2 separate regions of the Homo sapiens genome follow, and region 2 is linked to region 1. A link is an interaction called in ENCODE POLR2A ChIA-PET data of the cell type or tissue named here. Cell type or tissue: OCI-LY7. All regions are shown on one strand. Links, peaks and the distances in the headings refer to the core of each region. The heading gives the core; the rest is flanking DNA.

Region 1 (8,329 bases), core at 167-8,166:
AACACTCAAAAGGTGTTGCACCTTGTACTTCTCCCCTAGCAGATAAAATGGGGGCTTTAAAGAGTCTTTAGGACCAGTCTTTTCTCAAAGTCAGCAAGAGAGAAAAGATGCTTAAGGAATATTTCCCAAGCTTAAGGAAAATGGCTATCCTTAGTTGGCACGGGCACATGTGGAGTCCGAACAGGTCAACTGGGAGTAACCTAGATGAACCAGTCAGAATAATGGTCAAATTCTAACAGGAAGGCCTGGGTCTACAATGAATATGACAAGCGGAGAACAAGCATGGTAAAATTGAGCTACTAGGCTCGGCATGGTGGCTTAAGCCTATAATCCCAGCACTTTGGGAGGCTAAGGTGGATCGTTTGAGGAACACGAGTTCAACATAACCTGAGCAACATGGTGAGATCCCACCTCTACAAAAATTAAATCAGCGGGGTGCAGTGGCATGTTCCTGTGGTCCCAGCTACTCGGGAGGCTGAGGTGGATCACTTGAGCTCAGGTGACTGAGGTTGCTGTGAGCCATGATCGCATCACTGCACTACAGCCTGGGTGACAGGGCAAGACCATGACCCTGTCTCCAAAAATCAAAACAAAAACACAAACACAGAATTGAGCAACCTGATTGTAATGCAAGTTCCGATTGATAATCTCATATCTGAACTATGACAAGGACTTTTATTATTTTTTTGAGATGGGAGTCTCTGTCGCCTAGGCTGTAGTGCAGTGGTGCGCTCTCGGCTCACTGCAACCTCTGCCTCCCGGGTACAAGCGATTCTCCTGCCTCAGCCTCCCGAGTAGTTGGCACTGCAGGCGCCCACCACCATGCCGGGCTATTTTTTGTTATTTTTAGTTGAGACGGGGTTTCACCTTATTAGCCAGGCTGGTCTCAAAACTCCTGACCTCAGGTGATCCGCCTGCCTCGACCTCCCAAAGTGCTGGGATTACATGCGTGAGCCACCACGCCTGGCCGACTTTTTTTCTCTGTCACCCGGGCTGGAATGCAGTGGTGCATCTCAGCTCACTGCAACCTTCACCTCTCAGGTTCAAGTAATTCTCCTGCCTCAGCCTCCCAAGTAGCTGGGATTACAAGTGCCTGCCACTTTGCCTAATTTTTTTTTTTTTTTTTTTTTTTTGGTGTATTTAGTAGAGATGGGGTTTCACCATGTTGGCCAGACTGGTCTTGAACTCCTGACCTCGAGATCTGCCCACCTTGGCCTCCCAAAGTGCTGGGATTACAGGCATAAGCCACCATGCCTGGCCAACTTTTACATCTTTATTAACTAATGCACTTAGAATACAGCCGGGCAGCAGTGGGTGAACAAAAATACTTGCAGAATGAGTGGGTATCATTTGCCTTTTTTCCATTATGCATCCTCAAACTCCAAAGCTTGGCTGCACATCTGAACCAACTGCACATATCACCACAAACAACATATAGCAAAGGTGGCAGGGGGTGGAGAGGACTGGAAAAAAAACTGGCTTACATATTTGACAGAGAAAATTCTCAACATTTGTGGCATGCTGGGGCTACAGAGTGGGAGGTCTTTGTCTCTGTTCATACTTATGACACGAACTCAATCGTGTCCCACTCCCAGCCCCCAGTAGCAAACCCTGGCAGTATCACAAGCTCCATGACCAGCTGTACCCTTGAATTTAACACAAACACCAGGAAAGGTTAAGGAATTTTCTTTATTTTTTACAAATTAAGACTATGCAGATTTCATATATTTCTGAATCAAAAACACCTTTGTCTTCACAGTATGAGTTAGAATGCAGCCTGAGCTGAAAATCAAGAAACTAGAAAAGAAAGTGGTAGAGATAACTATATTAAAAATCTGTTAGGTATTTTCTTTAAAAGTAGGTGTTTTTTTTTTTTTCTTTCTTTTTTTTTTTTAATATCTTGTCATTCTTGGCACTGTTTCTAAAGAAAAACTCCATTATCCCAAGCAAAAAGCACAGAAGGTGGAGTTTGGCTTCAAGAGATGTTAACTCAAAATCTTAGGCCTAGCAGAGAATCACCAAATTTATGGAGAGTTAACAGGGGTTTAACAGGAAGGAAGTGCCTTTAGTAAGTTCTCAAGCCAGAGGCTGGAGGCAGCAGCTAAATCAGAGGACAGCATCCTCAGTGAAAGTGAGCCATTCGGGGTGGCATGTCACTCCAGGAATAAACACAACTTAGAAACAAATGATTTCGTAGGATAGCACAGTGACATGGTGCACTGTGAACCTGAGGCCACTGTGTCAAACTGTGCACTGGTTGTGAATAGGGAGAGCCAAAAATTATGTCCTACTGGTAATGAGCTTTCAATGGCTCGATCCTCTCACACTGAAGCTCTGTAGAGCAGCTCAGAGCCACAACCACTCCCAACATTGACCCTTCTGGGGGTAGCTGTCTGTGGCAGCCCACAGGAAGGAGCTGGAGATCCCCATTAGGACTGTCCACCCACACTTGAAGCCACAAAACTGCAGGGATTGGGGCTCTCACTGGTTTGGTCGCCTAACTCCCGCCTAAAAGGCCACAAATTTCTGGAAAACAGGTAACAGACCAAAAACTAAAGTGCATCAGTAAAATGAACATTTATCTACTGCCCCGAATCTCTGGCTTGACACTACCTACTGGTGTCCAGTTGGAGACAGACTAAAATGCACTGAAGGACTATTAGGATTGCTGCCTCCTAAGTTATCACAGCCTCGCTCTGTTGATGTGAATGAGGAACTGCTTGGTTGTTAAAGGAGATTTTGCTCCCTGCTGCCCCAAACAGGTCCTTATCTAGGTTTGCTCCCCACTGCCCCAAACAGGTCTGGCAGGATTGGTTACAATGATCTCCAGAGGCTCAACCATTCCCCTTCCCTATCCTTGCTTGGGACATTTAATCACAGCCACCTAGTAGAGGCCGCTCAGTAAGGGGATAACAAACTAAAAAAACAAAAACAGGGCAAGTTTAGGGGAACCCTACGATGCTGTACCTTGATACACATAATCAGCCTTTTCAAAAATGCCTGACAAGAATTAGTCTTTCCTTTGTGCTGAAGTCTTCCCACCCATGGATGGAAGCAGGCTGACTCCCTGAGGGTCAGGCAAGGGGTGGGAAAGGGAACACATTACTTTTGTGAAGGCAAAGCAGAAAGGTGTGTTTGCCAGACCAGCATGGGCAGCTCAGAGGGAGCAAAGCATCCACCAGAAGAGGCTCTCCATTTTCTTTGTAGGGCCTGACAGTTGAGATTTGAGGCTGAGTTAACAATGGGACCACTGAACTTCTTTCCAATGGAAAACTCACGGCCCAGTCCCACAGGAACTGTGCGCATACCAAACAACAATGAGGAAGGAAGGGCCGGGTGGCTCTACCAAACAGTTCAGGTCCACTGGGTGAATGAAGCCTGGTGGGAAAGCGGACTCCTGAAGTTGGCGCCCTCTGCTGGTCCCACTTCTCATCGTGGCGGGTCGACTGCCTGAGTAGAGGAAGAGGCTACAGATGGGGTTGACAAAAAAGGGAGTGAGGGGAACCCCAGGAAGATGAAGCCAAACTCCAAACTATATTCTGCTAATCAGTTTTTTGATCAAAAAATTCAAAATAGAGGAAACCACAAAGTACAAAAGCTTTTCTGATGCTTTTCATTATCACAGAACACACCACCTGTAATGTGTGCAAAAAGGAAATGAGGGGTGGAAGGAGAGGAAGTCTAATTGGGAAAGGCTGGATGGTCACTTCATTTCTTCTCTTTCTTCTTATCCTAGAAATGGAGAAAAATCACCCAATTAATTTTTTGACATTTGACATTCAAGCTAAAACTCTTGAGTGAGCATTTAGTTAGGGACTAGAAGTGAGCCAGACAATTAAAAAGAAATGAGAAATGCTTCCTTAGCTCAGCAAGAACTGAATCTTAACCACATCCTACTGGTGGTTCCCAAAGTTGCCGACAGACCGACCAAGAATAAAGGTTAAGCAGCTGTCCCCACCCCCACCCCAGGAGTGCCGAGGTGGGCTGCCTGACCACTCTAGGCTATTCACAGCCACTACAGCTCAGATCCCAACAGTGAAGGCTGCAGATGGCACTCTATCCTCAAAGAGTGAAACTAGAGGCCAAGACCACCAACCAACCATTAGGCGCGAGAAGTGCTCCACCCTGCAAAGTGAGCATGACTCTGGCATAAACTGACATTCAGAAATAATTTGGTCCAGCAGAATTCTTCATTCAATCTTGGATGGAAGCCCAATGTATTAAGGAATGAAAATTCAGTTGCTTGTTCTGAAACTTGTACATCTGCCTAGTGCTCAGTCCAACCATGGCATAGCCCAGACAGAGCCAGCAATCCTATCTGGTCAACTACTCCCGCTACCACTATGCTATCTCTAAGCTCCATAAGGTCTATAAAGAAAAGCTCATTTCATTTGTTTCCCCCACTGCTTGACTCAACTACGTTAGATACTCATTAGCCCTATATAGAATGCTTCCTTGGAAAAAAAAATTAACAAATGGATAAAATTAGTCTACTTCTGAAATTTACAACGTCCTCCACAATACCTTTCTCTGAGTCACAACTATATAGCCTTTAAATTATTCATGTAGCAGGTTGTGTTTACTGCCACTGAAGCTTTTTTCCCTTTCATACTAAACGCAGGAATTAGTTAAAAAAATTTTTTTTTCACTTGCTGCTTTTTTTCTAACAACTGAAGACTTCTGGCTTACCTCTTACTCAGTGGCCTGCCTTACAGTTACCCTGGACCTAACACAGTGTGTGAGCAAGTTTTCAAATCTGAAGTATACACACATGCCAAGCTCAGGAGCCATTATTGTCTCATCTTTGGGTTGTAGGCTAACTAACCTTTTCATTCATGGCCAGGATCATCATGAGTTTTCTGAAGACAGTAATGAAATCTAAGAAGAGATCAATGCAGTGCCTGAAAGGCAAGAACCAGATTAGGATCTGTACTTCAGACTTTTTTATCCACAAGCCCACAAAGATGCAGAATATAAACCCCACCCCTACCCCCACGAGCCAGCTTCTCCCACACTTTACCCCCAACTAAGGAAGTAAAACTCTGGTGTCTGAGATCCTTTAGACTCATCGAAGTCATGCAGCATAGAGAAAAGAGACTGGGCCAGGCACAGTGGCTCATGCCTGTAATCCCAACATTTTGGGAGGCTGAGGCAGGTGGACTGCTTGAGCCCAGGAGTTCGAGACCAACCTGGGTAACATAGCAAAATCCCGTCTCTACAAAAATTAGCAGGGCATTGTGGCATGTGCCTGTAATCCCAGCTACTGAGGAGGCTGAGATGGGAGGAACACCTGAGCCCAGGGAGCTTGAGTCTACAGTAAGCCATGACAGTGCCACTCTCCTACTGCAGCTTGGGTGACAGAGCAAGCCCTGTCTCAAGCGCTCTGAACTCTGCAGAGGTCCAAGTCTGAACCCTTAACTACCACTAATTAGTCATGAGACTGAGAGAATCACTACATTAAAAAAAAAGTGCCGAGCACAGTGGCTCACACCTGTAATCCCAGCACTTTGGAAGGCTGAGGCGGGCATCACCTGAGTCAGGAGTTTGAGACCAGCCTGACCAACATGGAGAAACCCCATCTCTACTAAAAATACAAAATTAGCCGGGCATGGTGGTGCATGCCTGTAATCCCAGCTACTCAGGATGTTAAGGCAGGAGAAACACCTGAAGCCGGGAGACGGAGGCTGCGGTGAGCCAAGATCACACCGTTGCACTCCAGCCTGGGCAACAAGAGCGAAACTCCGTCTCAAAAAAAAAAAAGTGAGCTGGGCATGGTGGCCCATGTCTGTAATCCCACCACTTTGGGAGGCTGAGGAAGGCAGATTGCTTGAGGCCAAGAGTTCGACACCATGTCCTCACGGGGCAACGTGGCAAAACCTCGTTCTACTAAAATTACAGAAATTAGCTGGACGTGGTGGAGAGTGCCTGTAATCCCAGCTACTAGGGAGGCTGAGGCACAAGAATCGCTTGAACCCAGGAGGCGGAGGTTGCAGTGAGCTGAGATGTTGCCACCGCACTCCAGCCTGGGTGACAAAGCAAAACTGTCTCAAAAAAAAAAAAAAAAAAAAAAAGTGGCTGGGCATGGTGGCTTAAGCCTGTAATCCCAACACTTTGGGAAACCAAGGCAAGAGGACTGCTTGAGACCAATCTGGGCATATGGTAAGACCCCATCTCTACAAAAAATAAATTAGCCTGGCATGGTCGCACGTGCCTGTTGTCCCAGCTACTCAAGAGGCTGAGGCAGGAGTACTGCTTGAGCACAGTAAATTCAGGCTGCAGCGAGCTGTGTTCATGGCACCACACTACTGCCTAGGCAACAGAGCGAGACCCTGTCTCTAAAAAAAGAGTGTATCTTCTACTCATTGTTTAAAAAATACAGAAGTATAAATAGGAAAAGGAGAAAGATCTCTTTCCCTCACTTCTGCTTGGAGGTAGCCACTATGGATATGTAAATATATAGCCACCCCCCAACACTTTTTTTTTTTTTTTTTTTGAGAAGGAGTCTCGCTCTGTCGTCCAGGCTGGAGTGCAGTGGTGCAATCTCCGCTCACTGCAAGCTCCGCCTCCCCGGTTCACACCATTCTCCTGCCTCCGCCTCCTGAGTAGCTGGGACTACAGGTGCCCGCCACCACGCCCGACTAATTTTTTGTATTTTTAGTAGAGACAGGGTTTCACCGTGTTAGCCAGGATGGTTTCGATCTCCTGACCTCGTGATCCGCCTGCCCCGACCTCCCAAAGTGCTGGGATTACAGGCGTGAGCCACCGTGCCCGGCCCCCACACTTTTTTTTTTTTTTTTTTGAGACAGGGTCTCGCTCTGTTGCCAGGCTGGAGTGCAGTGGTGCAATCTTGGCTCACTTCAACCTCCACCTCCTAGGTTCAAATGATTCTTATACCTTAGCCTCCTGAGTAGCTGGGATTATATACATGTGCCACCATGCCCAGCTAATTTTTTTATATTTTTAGTAGAGATGGGATTTCGCCATGTTGCCCAGGCTGGTCTCAAACTTCTGAGCTCAAGCGATCCAGTGGCCTCAGCCTCCCAAAGTGCTAGGATTATAGGTGTGAGCCACCACACCTGGCCTATTAGCCCAGATTTTTAAAAAATCTGAAATCTTTCAGGAATTGAGGAAGATTATGGTACACAGTTCCAAAACCGTGGGTTTCCTACCACATACACTCCCAAAGCTTGGCCACCTATGTTCAGCCAATGCCAACCTAAGTTCAGCTGCTGAACGGTATGCCTCAACCTTCATGCTTGTTAAAGACTAGTTCCCACACTCACCAGATATAATCTTGATCTCCATGTTCGGCCTTTTCAATAATGAGTTGAGTATCAAAAAGGACGAAGCCACACATGACCACCAGTCCCACATACAGGTTTGCCTAACAAATGTAAGAGATGAAGTTACTATACAGCAGAAGTTGCAGAGAAAAAAAAACCAGCCATACTTTCTGGCTCATAGTCACTTGAAAGTACATCAAATGTGAACCCTATGAACATTACCATTCACGAGAACTGCAGCCTAGGGTGAAGACCACTTTACTTCCCTAGGCACAATACTGCACTGGTCACTGGAAGAGTTTCAATCATTTTAACAATCAGCCACTGCCAGACTGGCCTTACACAAATGGTGTCTGAGCAAACCATTTTCTCTTAGCAATGCCCAACCTTGTGCAGCCTGTTTTCACTTGTGGCAGAAGGCTCCATCCTATGAAGGATAATGGGAAGGCTTAGAGAGCACTGCCCAAAGTAGTACAGAAAGAAGTGCAAAAAAAAAAAAAAAAGGAAAGAAAGAAGTGTGAGGCAAATGGCTGCTGGAAAGTTCCAGGCTAAGTCTTACCTGGAAAAGCCAAATGGATCCAAAGAAAACATTCCCCAGGGAAGACAAAAGCAACAAGCTCAGGGCTGACATCAAGATACCTATAAGACACAGCAAAAAGCTGTCTTGAGAGAAGCCAAGGCAAAGTAAAGCAATCCCATTAAAGCCATTCCTTAACTTCCCCCAGAATGAAGGTTAATCTCAACTCAATAGTCGCAAAGGAGTTAGGGGTAAGGAAGGAGTACTAGTGAGAATTCTGGCTAAAAAGGAGCCCCCATTCCCTGTTTCCCAGTTCACACTTACCTCCCAGAAAGAGGTAGCTACGGCGCCTGGCATAGAGTGCACTGAGGGTGAAGCAGGTAAAGATCATTGCCGTGCCCATGAAAGCAGTGGGAAGGATGCTGTTAGAAAAAAAGACCATTAGATTAAGGGCTACAGGTATACGGTCTACATTTAGAAGGTATATTCATAAAGATAAAAGCACATAAGACACTACCAAAAGAGTTAC
Region 2 (8,329 bases), core at 318-8,317, 75 kb after region 1:
TAGGCATGATCCTGGTCCCCCAGATACAGGCAGGCTATGTATTTTTAGTCTCTGTCATTTCCAGGCCAGTGAAAGCTGCATCTCCAGCCTTGGCACAGCCATAGCCCTAGAAGTCCACAAAGAGAATAAACCTGAGCTCTAGGCTGTGCTGCATCTCAGCTTCTCAAAGTCAAGTCGGTTCAGCAGCTGTGACCACCGTGACAATCATTTTCTCTAGGTTCTTGCCTTCTAGGAATAAGGATAGCTAATAATTTTAATAGCTAACATTTATTGTGTGATAATGGTATACCAGGCACCATGCAAAACACTTTACACACATTATCTCATTTAATCATCACAACTCTGTGAAGTACTTGTTATCTCCATTTTATAGAAGAGGAAACTGAGGTCCAGGTAGGTTAAATAGCTCACCTAGGATCACACACTAGTAGGTGGCAAAGTTGGGATTTGAGTCCAAGCAGCCTGATGCCAAAGCCCAGTTTTTTTTGTTGTTGCTTTTCAGACAGGGTCTTACTGTCACACAGGCTGGAGTGCAGTGGCGCAATCTTGGCTCACTGTAGCCTCAGCCTCCTGGGCTCAAGTGATCCTCCCACCTCACCCTCCCAGGTAGCTGGGACCACAGGTGCACCACCACGCCTGGCTAATTCTTGTATTTTTTGTAGAGACAAGGTTTCACCATGTTACCCAGGCTGGTCTCGCACTCCTGCCTTGGCCTCCCAAAGTGCTGGCACTGCGCCCAGCTCCACTTTCTTAACTATAGTTTCCTTTTTGCGGGGTTGACTCTCCTTTGCTCTTACTACTGCTTTGGAGTGGATTGAGTGGATTGTGGCAGAATATAGGGGAAAGTTTACCGAACAAGTTCTCCTTTGCTAAGAGGTGTGGTGGAAAGATTTGGGCTTTAGAGTCAGCCAGATTTGGGTTTGGATCTTAGCTATCCTACTAGGACATCTGCTATTCGAGAAGTTTTGTTTTCTTGTTTTTTGTTTTAAATTTACTACGTGCTCTTGATATCACTAGGTATATAGTGGTGAAAAATCTAAGAATTCCTTTGCCCTCATAGAGTTTAGAGGAAAATACAGATATTAAATAAATATTTAATTATGATATATTCTTGGAAGGCAAAGAACAGGTTGTTAAGAGAGAGTGTAACAAAGAAGGCTTTAGGTTGGGAAGTCTTGGGTCTATTCTAAATGTTCATTCCATTTTCTTTTCTTTCATGATTTATTAAGTTAATACGTCATAGGTGCCTGCTGTATACACAGCACTTTCCCTTGTACTTGGGGGTATACAAAATAAATAGAAGATAATGCTTGCTATCTGAGTTGGAGAGACAAAATGTGTATGTACTTAAAACTATATTTTGAACTAGAGAATTAAAGCAAGTGCATGTCCTCAGGTTGTCTGTGAGACTCTGTGCTGTATTTTATCTGTAATGTGGGAATACTGTTTGTCTTGCCCAATCACATGCTTTTGTGAAGACCAAGTGAGATCATGAGGTGATAGGGTGCCACACAGCTATAAACACAGAAAGATTGGAGAGCTAGGGGAGGATCAGTGTGGTATAGGAGTGCTAAATAGGCAGTGCTTTAAGGAGGACAGGGGATTTAGTCAGGTCTTTAATCAGCTGTAGATCAGGAGAGAGGAGATTGTTCCAGGCCAGAGCTGTATGGGAGGGAATTAAGGAGGAGGAATGAAGCAGCTATATGAGGGGCAGCCAGGAGCCCTGCTGCTGGAATAGAGGAGTTTAGTTATAGACAGATGTGAGCTTGGATCAGGACAGATGGCCAGTACACACTGAGTTTTGTCTGAACATTTCTTATTTTTTTGAAATGGGCTTGCTCTGTCACCCAGGTTGAAGTGCAATAGTGTGATCATGGCTTACTGTAGCCTCCAACTCCTAGGCTCAAGCCGTCCTCCATTTCAGCCTCCTTAGTAGCTGGGACTACAGTTGTGCTTCTTACTTTTTTGTAGAGATGGTATCTTGCTGTGTTGCCCAAGCTGGTCTTGAACTCCTGGGCTCAAGCCATATCTGCCCACCTCAGCTTCTCAAAGTGCTGGCATTGTAGACATGAGCCATCGTGCCTAGCCTGAACATTTCTTGATTGTTAGAAAAGGGACTTTCCTGCCCAGGGTTTCAACAGGGAATAGAGAATAGTTGGTAACTGGTCTCTGGCCATTCATGAGTTTTCTCATTTAAAGTTGAATGATTGATATATATGAGAGATAAATGCTCAATCCTCATAGGTTAGAGAATCAGAATAATTTGATTTAAGTGAAACTGGATAGAAAATGATCCCATGTGTTACCCTTGAACTGCAGAAGTCTTCAAATGTAGAAGCTTCCATTTCTAGTCAGCAAGTTTTGAACTAATTCTTTCCATTGCCAAATCTGTCTTGCTTTCCTTTAAAAAAAATTATTTTTTGAGTTAGGATCTTTCTTTCTTGCCCAGGCTGGAGTGCAGTAGTGTGATCATAGCTCACTGCAGCCTTGAATTCCTGGGCTCAAGTGATCCTTGCACCTTAGCCTCCCAAAGTGCTGAGATTACAGGCATGAGCCACCATGCCCAGCCCATTTTTGCCTTTCTTTAGGGTAAAATGTTGTCTTGTACTAAATAATTTTTATTATTAACAATGCCTTGTTCATAGTAGATGCTCAATAAATATATCTCATTTCATAGTAACAGTGTCCAATGTTTGTGAGCCACTTTATACCTGCTAGTGTTTTCTTATACATTGTATTTTGGGGGGAATGGCACTCTTCCAGCTAATTATCCAGGCCAAGCACTTGGAGTTAGTCTGGGCTGCTGTCCCTCTCACCTTTCTATCTGTACTACCACTACTGTAGTTGATCTTCAGCTCTTGCCTGGTCTGTTGTAATGGACTTCTTAGCAGTTTCTTTGGTTCATTCTTGCAGACCCACTTACCACAAGCCATCATCATAGCTATATATAAAGATCTGGGGGATGAGTTTTCTAGGAAGAGAACAACTTTTGCAAAGCCCTGGGGTGGAAAAGAACTTTGCACATTTGAGGAACTGCAAGAAGGCCAGACTGGTCTACAAGGATGCTGAGGAGAGTCCGAGAAGGTATAGGAAAGGTGAGCAGGGCCCAGATTATGTGGGACCTTGTTGGCCTTGGTAAGGAGTTTGGAAATTAATTGTAGGGAAACTTCTAGGTATGCTTTATAAGGTTAAGAGTTCTCTTGTCTGCTGTGTGGAGAATCCTGGAATCTGTCTCCCTTATGGGCAGCAGTTTGGCCTGAGTGAGATCCAGGCTTCTCGCTAGACTGTCCCCTGCAGGGTGATGGTGGCTTCTGCCCTTTCAGGTTTGACTGGTGCTCAGTCCTCACTCCTGTACCCCCTCTCAGGCCAGAAGGGGCAGTGCCTCTGCTAGGCTAGGCTGGCCCCAGTGTTTGGCGTGCCTCCCAGTGGCCTGAGCCTATAATTTGATGGGTTGGCTGGTTATAAAAATAAAAAGTGTGACCTATAACTATAGCTGAGTGGATTCAGTGAAGAGGGAGCTTTTAATTTGCAGAGGTTCTGGACTGTACTTAACTGGAGGAAAAATGTGTCTCCTCCCTGGGTGCTGTTCCATTTTCTGTCTTTAATACTTGCTCTGGGGTGGGTTAGGGTTTGTGGGCCTGGGAGTGAGATGTGGAGGACTTTAGGGAGATATTTGGAGGGAATGTTAGGGTTCAGCAACAGGTTTATAGGGCTTTCTGGAAAGTAGGCATTATTCAGTCTTGCTTCTCATGTAGCCCCACTAGGATGGAAGCAGAGTTTAAAAATCTTTGCATGATCACTCGTTTATTCATTCAACAACTATTTATTGAGTGTTTACTCTGTATTTTAGACATCAGTGATACCACAGTGAACAAAAAAGACAAGCCAGTCTCATAGCATTCACATTGTTGTTGGGGAGAACAATAAACAAATCTACAGGTATATAATATAGTGTTAAGTAGCAAGAAGTACCATGAAGAAAAAGAAGGTAAGATAAAGAGATAGATGGTCATTGGGGGTTATAGCCAGGTGTGGTGGCATGTGCCTGTAGTCCCAGCTGCATGGGAGGCTGAGGCAGGAGGATCCCCTGACTTTCGGAGGTTGAGTCCAGCCTGGACAACCCCGTCTCTTAAAAAATAAGAGAGAGGGGCCAGGCGCGGTGGCTCATGCCTGTAATCCCAGCACTTTGGGAGGTAAAGGTGGGCAGATCACGAGGTCAAGAGATCAAGACCATCCTGGCCAACATGGTGAAACCTTGTCTCTACTAAAAATACAAAAATTAGCCGGGCGTGGTGGCGGGCACCTGTAGTCCCAGCTACTTGGGAGGCTGAGGCAGCAGAATCACTTGAACCCAGGAGGCGGAGGGTGCAGTGAGCCGAGATCGCGCCACTGCACTCCAGCCTGGAGACAGAATGAGACTCCGTCTCAAAAAAAAAAAAAAAAGGAATGGGGAAGATATTTAGATAAGATGATAAGATTATCAGGCAGTTTTGGGGGTTGAGCTATAAGAGAAAGTGAAACTTTCCATGAACTTTGGATCCCAGTGCCTGAGTGTGTCTCCGAGGAAGGGGCTCCCTATGGCAGTGCAGCCAGTCTGGGTGGGGATCAGAGTCAGTACTCATCTGGGGGTCCAACTGGCTCCTAGCCTCAGGTGGGCCCCAGTCAGAGCCTGTGGTTGATTCTTCCTGGCTCCAGTTGTCAGAACTGTCTGCAGGGCCGGGTAGGGTGCTGATTAACTGTAAATAGATACTTGTCTTTCCTAGGCTTCTCAAGTCTGATTCTCTCAAGATTTCCTGAAGTCACTCTGTGTGTTCTGGTCTTGAAGAGAAATATGAAGTCTGGTCTGGGAAGCAGCTGCAAGGAGTGTAGGGATGGATGCTCAGCCAAGCCTTTTTTAAGAGTTTTGGGGCTCAGTGACTGACATAAAGGTGCTCAATACTTTTTTTTTTTTTTTTTTTTTTGGAGATGAAGTCTCGCTCTGTCGCCCAGGCTGGAGTGCAGTGGCGGAATCTCTGCTCACTGCAAGCTCCGCCTCCCGAGTTCATGCCATTCTCCTGCCTCAGCCTCCCAAGTAGCTGGGACTACAGGCGCCCGCCACCACGCCTAATTTTTTTGTATTTTTAGTAGAGACAGGGTTTCACTGTGTTAGCTAGGATGGTATTGGTCTCCTAACCTCGTGATCCGCCTGCGTCGGCCTCCCAAAGTGCTGGGATTACAGGTGTGAGCCACCACGTCCAGCCAGGATGCTCAGTACATTTTAAGTAGAAGGCTGGACACAGTGGCTCATGCCTGTAATCCCAGCACTTTGGGAGGCTGAGGCAGAAGGATTGCTTGGGCCTGGGAGATTGAGGCTGCAGTACGCTATGATCATGCCACTGCACTCCAGCCTGGGTGACAAAGTGAGACCCTGTCTCAAACCCTCCCCTTCCAAAAACCAAAACATTTTAAATAGAATTTTTATTTATTTATTTTTGAGACCGAGTCTCGCTCTGTCGCCCAGGGTGGAGTACAGTGGCACAATCTCAGCTCACTGCAACCTCTGCCTCCCAGGTTCAAGTGATTCTCGTGCCTCAGCCTCCCGAGTAGCTGGGATTACAGGCGCCCGCCACCAAGCCTGGCTAATTTTTGTATTTTTAGTAGAGACGGGGTTTCACCGTGTTGGCCACGCTGGTCTTAAATTCCTGACCTCAAGTGATCCCCCTGCCTTGGCCTCCCAAAGTGCTGGGATTACAGTTGTGAGCCACCGCACCCAGCCTTAAATAGAAATATTATTTGAAGGCCATTAACTTCTTGAATCAGAGATCTGGTATTGAGGAGCCTAACAAAAATATTTAAGAAATAAGAATTATTGTTGAAGGGTAGAGACTGTTTTTCTGTACCTTGAAGTTGTAAAGTCACTGAACAGCACGTACTAGTCACCTTTCTTTTATACTCAATAATGTTGGCCTAGTCATGACCTTTCCACAGGCTTTAGGGACCTCCAGGTACTGGGGTAATTCTTGGCTTTTGTTGGCCTGCCCTTTAGCACATTTTGTCTCTTGTGTAGCCATGGAGGGACATTATTATTATTATTATTTTGAGACAGAGTCTCTCTCTGTCTCCCAGGCTGGAGTCCGGTGGCACCATCTTGGCTCACTGCAACCTCCACCTCCTGGGTTCAGGTGATTCTCCTGCCTCAGCCTCCTGAGTAGCTGGGACTACAGGCGCGTGCCACCATGCCCAGCTAGGGATATCGCCATGCAGCTTAGGCTGGTCTCGAACTCCTGGGCTCAAGTGATCTGCCTGCCTCAGCCTCCCAAAGTGTTGGGATTACAGGCGTGAGCCACTGCTTCCGGCCTGGACCTTATTTTAAAACTGGGGGCGTTTACCAAGGGTAAAACCATCATACACCAGCTGAGGTTGAGACCTGTGCTCCTGGGATTTTATTGAACTCTGGGGTGGTAGAGTTGCTGTTATATGGGCTCATTTCGTAGACTTGAGATCACATACTCCTCTCATTTCAATGCCAGCCCTGAAGTGAGGCCCAGACAATGTTCTAGAATGGATGGGCCAGAGATATCTGACCAGGAAAGAGCATCTTTGTTTGGACCCCTTCTGTGTCCAGAGTATGCTTGGGCCCCTTACTTTGGACAGACTTCTCGTTTGTGGTTGTGGTTATTTTGTTTTTACTTGCCACTCAGCAGAATCAACCTCATATAAGCACTCATTATCCTCAGGCCCTTGGCAGGCAGGACACTTGGTGAATCTGCTCCCTCATGAAGTGCTCACGTCTGCAGATTATTTTCTGATGGCATCTGTCATGAGTTCCAGATTGATGGTCCAATAGCAGCTATGAATTGCTCCCTTTGGGCTTGTTTAATTATTGCTGGCATGGTGGCTGACTAAAGAATTAAGAATCTCTTGTGCATTTATGGGGCAACAGGTCGCGGTGGCGTCCCAAAGCATTTATCTGTCATTTCTCTAGAATGTCCTTGTTAAAAGTTTTGAGCATCATCTCAGAAGCTAGAGGATAACCAGCTAGACAATGTCCAGTAGAATTTGGCTTCTCAGTTGATTCTTTCCAAGAATTGTAAAGAAAGCATCTAGTACTTGTTGCCCACAGATCCAGGGAAATGTCAAGTTGGTGTCATAACAGTACAAAAGCACTACCAGCTGCTTCTGATTGTCTTGGAGGCAAGAGGGCAGAGAGAGCCTTATTTTGTGGCAGGGCGGCTAAAGAATCACATCAGCACTCAGGAGGGCCTCTGAGGTGGTGAACTGAGAATGGTTAAGGTGTCATTTTCCCTGCCTAGAAACAGAGAGGGGGCAAGATAGCAGCCCTCAAAGACTCAGCAAGTGTAGCCTAGTACTCATGCACTCAGCAAGTGCTTAGAATTGTGTTAAGAGCTGGAGAAAGGTGACTAAGACAGTCATCCTGCCCCCAGGAGTTCAGTCTAGAGGGGGAGACAAACACATTAAACATGTAATTATAACATAAAGCTGTCTAAGTGCAGTTCTGTAGAGATGCAGGAAGCATCGGGAGAGCACAGTAGAGAGGTGGGGCTTGGGGAATATTGCCCAGAGAAGGAAATCTCTGCTGGCTAAAAGGGTATTTAGGAATAGGACAGAAGTTTGGAAAAGAAAGCATTCCAGGTAGAGAGGACAGCATGAGCAGAGGCATTAAATTGAGACAGCATGATGTGTTCAGAGAACCCTCTCAGAGCTGCTCAGTGCCGTTGAAGTGTAAAGTGTAAGGCAGAGACTCGTGGGAGGCAGGGCTCAAGTGGTAAGGAGGGCTTTGAATGCCATGTGGAAGAGACTGTGCTTTATGTGTTTCATAGTCAGATTGTGAGTTGTGGGTAGGTCAGTCTGGCAACCATGGGAAGGAACCAGAATTGGAGGTAGGCAGCTGAGTGGAAGGCCTTGGCTCTGTGGTGGTGATGATGGGAGCCTAAACTGGGACCAGTTTGCACAATGGAGATGATGGGACAGTCAAATAAATGTTAACTATTAATAAATAGTTAAATTTTCATGACTGATTAGATTTTATTTCAATTTTTGATGGCTGATTAGATTTTACATTGTGAGGATAGAGGTGAGGGAGAAGGGAGGCATTGAGGATGGCACCCAGATTTCTAGCTTGCTAGATTAGAGTTAACTACTCTAACAAGGGAACACAGTAGAAGAAATACCTTAGAAGGAAAAGTGATGAGGCCACTTTGAGACACATGAGGTTGCAAAGCCTGTGGAAGTCTGGGTGGAATGTCTAATGGGGGTTGAGTATTTAAAGCTGAATCTCAAAGGAGAAGTCTGGGATAGAAATACATATTTGAGAGTCATCTATGCCTAC

The links. Peaks named below come from ENCODE experiments on the same cell type or tissue, not always from the same donor. Only the 100,000 strongest peaks of a DNase experiment are listed, where the experiment ranks them.
Region 2: POLR2A ChIA-PET joins it to region 1 with 16 read pairs; 6 of 35 experiments call an interaction of 5 or more read pairs at or near these places.

The regions. Positions count from the first base shown.
Region 1 is chr12:49,758,276-49,766,604 of GRCh38, reverse strand. It overlaps TMBIM6 (transmembrane BAX inhibitor motif containing 6), which reads right to left. Exons shown (of 10, transcript NM_003217.3): 6 at 8,125-8,222; 7 at 7,843-7,922; 8 at 7,284-7,384; 9 at 4,826-4,901; 10 at 1,671-3,732. The coding sequence ends at 3,709. Among named protein-coding and RNA genes, the nearest start is that of TMBIM6, 21 kb to the right of the region's middle. RefSeq lists a silencer at 33-233. In OCI-LY7, for the core only: CTCF peaks have their summits at 3,178 and 3,394 (motif pointing left); a DNase peak (open chromatin) is centred at 3,404; H3K27ac peaks cover 1,129 bases.
Region 2 is chr12:49,683,211-49,691,539 of GRCh38, reverse strand. All of the region lies in intron 1 of FMNL3 (formin like 3), which reads left to right. Among named protein-coding and RNA genes, the nearest start is that of FMNL3, 20 kb to the left of the region's middle. In OCI-LY7, for the core only: CTCF peaks have their summits at 3,172 and 3,381 (motif pointing left); a DNase peak (open chromatin) is centred at 699; H3K4me3 peaks cover 600 bases.